2 separate regions of the Homo sapiens genome follow, and region 2 is linked to region 1. Evidence: chromatin loops called from intact Hi-C (ENCODE). Cell type or tissue: transverse colon. All regions are shown on one strand. Each heading gives the region's core, and the rest is flanking DNA. Links, peaks and the distances in the headings are about the cores only.

Region 1 (3,217 bases), core at 277-2,776:
CAATTTCTTTCCGGCCTTGTTATACTTTGTCTACACCTGATCAGGACCTGAAGTGAACCCCCATGCAGAATTCTGCCCCACTCCCAACACCATATGTAGCTCTCTCTTCTTTGATACCTTAGTCCACAAGTTCCAGACACATTAACACCCTGGAACTCCAGTCTTCACCCCTTCAGCTCAGTGACATCACTGCCCACTGTGGGCTCCACCTGTCTGCAACTTAGTAGGGAAAAGTACCTACCTGCCTTGGAAGGTCCTAATGAGGAAGCCGGAAAAAATGCAGAGCTCACCATTCTGATCCTTCTATTGCGTAATGCTTGGAAATAATATTACATAGTTTGCTTCACATAGTTTTTCCAATATTATGGTTGTAATGGTTGTATACAAAGAGAGAATAAATCCAGTGCCAGTTAAAACATCTTTGACTACCCTGCTTCTCCAGCCCTTCACCCTTCTTTATAAAATATATAATCATGTTAATGAGTGCCCCGGAAAGACTTTTAGGATTTTGCTGGGATTGTGTTAAACCTATCAACCAATTTGGAGATAATGACATCTTCACAATATTACGTTGGGCATATCTCTCCATTTATTTAAATTTCCATTAATAGTTCTTTGTTTTATATGTAATTTCTAAACATTGTAATGTGCTTCCATTGCTACTATCACATACCTATTATTTAATAGACCCTTACACAATTTAAAGATTCATAGAAAGATCAAATGAAATGTCCCAAAACAGTTATCTAATTATGTTTAATACTTTTAGTGACAGAGCTCACTATAGCTAATTTTGTCAAACAATTAACCTTGCTATGAAGTTTTTCCTTATCATGAGCCAAAATTTTCCTTCCTGAAGCTCTGTGTCCTAATTTTACTCTGATTTTAAACAAATACATCTAATTCTTAATATTATTACTTAGTTTACATCATTTGCAAATTACTTTAAAAATTTTAAACTATTGTACAATTAATCTTCACTAAAAACTGGACATAAAGTGGAATTGGTACTATTTGTCCAATTTATGGGTAGAGAACATGGAAATCAGAGAGTTAAAACATATTTCAGTTCTCACAGTTGGTTAGCTAGAACTTTGGCTCTCAATTCACTATTATTTCCATCAATGCCAAGTTTAGTTTATTTCAATCTATTCTATGGAGCAAGGTGCAAGGTCACAAGAAGGTAAGAAACTGACATTAAACTTCCTAAACTTTTCTAAAACACATATCTAACTTACAAGTTATAAGCAACTTTAAACTCCTTGGATATAGTCAGACTTGAACTGATGGTCTATTGTAAAGGGAGCACTTCCTGTCTTGTACTCGTTGGTGATCTACTTACTCAACCAGCAGAAAAGACTTACAAGATTCTCTCAACATTATCTGTCTTAGTAAATCCAAGGTGACTTTAGATGCAATCAGTAATTGGTGGCACATTTAAGTTATTGGACTTATTATTAAAAAGAATTTTGAATGTGTGAGAGTAGATTGAAAATAAACTGAAGGAGGAAAGGGCATTAGCATTCATGAGCGGCCAAGAGTTTTGTGTGCTTCCTACTCATTCATCCAGCCAGCCCTGTGCGGTAGTTTGCATTATCTTTATTTTACAGATGAGGATTGTGTGCTGAAGATCAAATTCTTTGACCTAGATACTCTGACACCACAGGGACTATTTTTTTTCTCAAATTTGCATGCCACAGTGCACCAGAGAGATTTTTGAAAAGATATTTAATAAATGACAAAAATACCAGAAACTTTTACCAAATTCTGCTCTTTTAGCAATAGCAAATAAACTCAACAATTAGCTGATTGAACAAAAAGAAGAAAATGTAGAAGGGGCTAAAAAGTATTTATTCATAACATATCAGGGACTTTGCTAAAAATTGTACACATATTTATCATTGGAACACAACATGAACTTACAAAGCAGTTACTGATTTTATCTTCATTTTATAAATAAGAAAAACTGTATTTTAGAGAGTGTAATGGTTAATATTCAGTGTCAACTTGATTGGATTGAAGGATGCAAAGTATTCTTCCTGGGTGTGTCTCTGAGGGTGCTGCCAAAGGAGATTAACATTTGAGTCAGTGGACTGGAAGAGGCAGACTCACCCTCAATCTAGGTAGGCACCAGCTAATCAGCTGCCAGCATGGCTAGGATAAAGCAGGCAGAGGAATGTGGAAGGACTAGACTGGCTGACTCTTCCAGCCTCCATCTTTCTCCTATGGTGGATGCTTCCTGCCCTCAAACATCGGACTCCAAGTTTTTCAGCTTTTGGACTCTTGAACTTACACCAGTGGTTTGCCAGGGGCTCTTGGGCCTTCAGCCACAGACTGAAGGCTGCGCTGTCAGCTTCCCTACTTCTGAGGTTTGAGACTCGGACTGGCTTCCTTGCTCCTCAGCTTGCAGATGGCCTATTGTAGTACTTCACTTTGTGACTGTGTAAGTGAATACTTTTTAATAAACTCCTTTCATATATACATCTGTCCTATTAGTCCTGTCTCTCTAGAGAACCCTAATACAGAGAGTAAGTAATTTTTTCCAATTTTATGCAGCCAGCAGCAATAGGGGTGGCTAGGAGACACCAGCCTAAAACCAGCTCATTCTTAAGCCTTTGCTTTTGAGACAGGAGAAGTTCCCTTGTCCCCCTCACAGGGCATGCAATGGGGTTGTGGATTGCGTCTTCAATGCCCTGCTGCTAAAACCTCTCTGGGAACATATAGATGGGCAGGCTGTGGGGCTCCAACCCCACAGCAGTGTCTAGGGTTGAATGTTTACAGCTGAAGCCCCAGTGGGCATGTATTACAGAGTGCTCTTTTAGTTTAGCTGTCTGTAGGCAACTTGTGTAAACCAGCTCAGTTAGACCCTCTACCTTCTCACAAGGACAGAAGACTTTCTGTGTCCAGGGTTCTTGCCTTGGTGTACTGGAAGAATCAGATCACATGTGGGCTTGGAGAATGAGTGCAAAGTTTTATTGAGTGGAAGTAGTTCTCAGCAGATGGCGGAGCCAGAAGGGAGATGGTTTTCCCCTGGAGTTGGGTTATGTGGCGGCCCCAGCTTTCTTCCGACTGGCCTGGGCAAACTCTGCCTCCTCCTGCTGGTCAATAGCCTGATGGCGGGCTGGCATCTGCCAGTGTGCTCTTCGGCCAGAGTGCTCCCCTTAACGTCCTCTCAACATCCAGCCACTTGTGTCTTCTTCCTCTGATCCGATCCTCT
Region 2 (3,217 bases), core at 229-2,728, 920 kb after region 1:
TCATAGCTTTCCAGGCAATTTCCACAGCGAGAAGAAAAAAGGAAGCTCAAGGCCTGGAAAATAGTAAAAAGAATAGCTGCCATTTATTGAGTGTCAACTATGTACCAGGAAAACTCAGTGAGGCAAGAATTCCAATCTTCACTTTATAGATAAAAGCACTAAAGTTCAGAAAGATTAAATGACTTGCCCAGGGTTACAGAGCGAATGGCAGAATTAGGACTCAAACCAACGGACCCACAATTGCATGAGGACTGGGCTGTGCCAGTCTCATTTACTGTTGTACCCCACAGCCTATCTTGCATTGCACCTGGTGCATAGTAGGTGCTCAATAAATTTGACTTATTTAATGAATGAACAACTGAACTTCTGAATCGATCATCCACGCTTGGAAGGCGAAACTCTGCTACTCAGCAAAGGAGACTTAAAAAAAATTGCGACTTTAAATGAGTCTCAACATTCAGGGAAGTGGGGTAGGTGGGGGAAAGGGTGAGCATGCAGCTTCGCACAGATCACTCCAGCAGGCACTCACCAGCACCACCCCCAGTGCACACTCGAATGTTCCCCTAGAGGCATTGTCAAATATTTTCCATACGACAAAATAGGAAATTAGTACATGAAATGAGTGGTATATGGTACGATAGCATTATGGCTTATGTTGTTCTGTGACCATGTGACAATCAGGCATTTTTCACGAAGCTCCCTCGGGGAGCCCTTTGGTGACTGTGTCCAATCAGGCCCTGACCCTGAGGGGAGGTCCCACGGTCCTTCCTGCCCTTTAAGCATGAGAATGGAGCAGATGAGAACATCCTTACAGCCTTTCTTTCTGGGACAAGATTGCAGGTGACACAGGAGTAGATACGTGGGCAGCTGTGCCTGCCACTGCTGGAGCGAAAGGCCAGACCAGCAAGGGAGAATCTGCTGACGGACTGGAGGTGGGCAGAGCTGCTGAGGCAGGAAACACTGAGCTGCCCCAGGGTCACCGACATGGGGCTTGAGGGCTTCCTCCTAGGGAAGGGAGAAGGAAAGTCTCCCAAGGGCCATGACAGTGAGGAAAAGGGCCCCAGGAGGCCAGCTCCAGAGAGGACAGGGACTCTCAGCAGGGTGGGAGGGGCAGATGCCTGGGCAGATAGATTCTTCAGGTCTGAGGTTTCTTCTGGAAATTGCAGTGCCACTGCGTACAAGTCAGCAGCTGGGGGCATCCTCCATGATCTGGAAGCTGGGAGGAGCAGGGCAGGATGTGCGGAGAGACTGTTAGGAGGCCCCACCTCCCACAGGGAGCTCACTAGCTCTTCAAGCAAAGGGTGCACTGGCATCAGGACTTCCTGCAAGCAGGCAGGCAGCACACCAGGAGTGCGGGCACCACCCAGCACCCAGGCTGGTGAGACAGCGGCGGAGGCAGCCAGCAGGAGGGAACTCACCTTTCTTGAGTGTCCAGCAAGGCCGGCACTGTGCTAGGTGTGGAAGCTGAAGCCCCTGCACTGAGGATGGTGCAGCCCATGGGGAGGGCAAACACAGAAACAAACTTCCTACAGCCTGAGTGCAGCCTGGGCCCCTCCGCCTGCCACCTCCTGCAGGGGTTGGTGTTTTCACAGAGGGCTCAGCTGAAGTGTCCCTGAGGCACCTTCCAACCCTGCATCCTATGAGACTGCCTTATCAGCTCACCCTCTAGGATGAGGACATCCTGGCAGAGACACTGATAAGCCAAGGCCAAGGCCACAAAGGAAAGGGAGGGGCCGATGGAGGCCAGACCTGGAGATGTGGGAGCCAGGGCACAGGGCCCCAGCGCTAACTTTTGACCACTGTGGACACACACTTCAAGTGCATCACCTCAGCAGCACTGGTCCTGAGAACTCTGGGGAGATGGCAGGCAGTCCTCTGGCTTCCAGGGTCTACTCATACGCTAAGCTCAAGATTGCTGGAGCTCTGAAGGGGCTCTGTGCCACACTGCGGGCTCCTTCCACTGTTTCGGGCATAGCACTGAACCCCGAAGAAAGTTCCAGGCCTAGTTCTGGAACCTCTAGCACATCCCTGAATTTCTCAGAGCTTCAGTTTCTTCCACTGCTCTGCCAAGGGAAGGGAGTCACCTCGTCACCAAGGCATCGTCCAGGTCTGACACTCCATGACTGTGATTCCATTTGGTTTCTTTAAATCCCATTTTTACTTCTTGCTTTAGCACTAAAGCAAACTCCAGGCACTAAACTCAGGAGATGGGCCCATCTCTTTTGCCCCAAGTCCTAACACTCCAGAAAAGGCATCTGGAGCAGTCTGTTCCTTCTGATGCAAAATAAATCCACTGACACTCATCCTCCCTGGGCACCCAGGCCCAGAGCCCAGAGAACAGGCGGCTGCCTAGAGGCATCAAGGCCACCAGCCTCTTTCCCCCTCCACTGCCCTTTAAGTCCTTCCCTGGGCTTGGCTGAGGAGGCAGCAGGGAAAAGAGGCACAACTGCAGGAGAAAGGAGGAGGGCGGGTGGACGTGGCCAGACCCAGGAGGCTGCAGGGAGCTGGGACTCAGCACAGCAGCCTGGGAACTCCACTTTCAGCCTCGGCTAAAACCCCATGCCCAGAGTTCCTCAAAAAGCCCCTCAAGTCCCTCAAAGGCCCCAAAACATGCTGGGTGCTGAAGACAATGGCCTGCAAGCTTCACATGAGAAACTGAGACCCTCTGTCCCCACTCTTCCAGCAAGTTGAGGCCATTTTCTAGGAATGGTGAAGTCAAAGAAGCTGCTCTTTTCACATTACTCAGAAACACGCACTACCCCCAATCACAGATGCCAGCCATGCACAGGGGCCCGTTCTGAAGGCAGGGGCAGGTGCACCAGCCCAGGAGCCCAGAGAAACTACAGCCAGCGCTGCCTCGGCTTAGGGAACCTGCGGCCGGCTTCCTGGGTACAGCCATCGTAGGAAAGAGGGCCTTTCCTCAGCCAGCATCCCTGCCCCTTCCTCCACCACCTTCCCTCTGTGGGACTGCTCCCAGGCAGACCTGGGGCCTCAGCCAGCATGGGCAGGAACTCCCAGAGGACACGGGAAGGACTCCTGAGGTGCGGACTGGAGGTATGGGCGCCTTGCAGCACAGGGCCTAAGAGGAGAGAAGCAGCTCAGCCTCCCCAGGTGGAAGGAGGCACCCCTTTCCTTCCAGGACAGCAACCTGTTGGTTTGTCCCAGGCCTGGTCAGGTGGGGCGAGGCTGCTCCTGGCGAACTAGGGACTCCTCTGCC

Evidence for each region. Hi-C counts contacts between places; a loop is a spot of excess contacts. Peaks named below come from ENCODE experiments on the same cell type or tissue, not always from the same donor. Only the 100,000 strongest peaks of a DNase experiment are listed, where the experiment ranks them.
Region 2: a loop joins it to region 1, with 26 times the contacts of the local background. A loop is called at or near these places in 1 of 110 quality-filtered maps.

Annotation. Positions count from the first base shown.
Region 1 is chr2:7,655,566-7,658,782 of GRCh38, forward strand. No RefSeq gene overlaps it. Among named protein-coding and RNA genes, the nearest start is that of LINC01871, 69 kb to the right of the region's middle. In transverse colon, for the core only: no CTCF peak of the experiment used is centred there; no DNase peak of the experiment used is centred there.
Region 2 is chr2:8,579,995-8,583,211 of GRCh38, forward strand. LINC01814 (long intergenic non-protein coding RNA 1814) reads right to left here. Exons shown (of 6, transcript NR_110257.1): 2 at 1-53. Among named protein-coding and RNA genes, the nearest start is that of LINC01814, 2.2 kb to the right of the region's middle. In transverse colon, for the core only: no CTCF peak of the experiment used is centred there; a DNase peak (open chromatin) is centred at 1,397.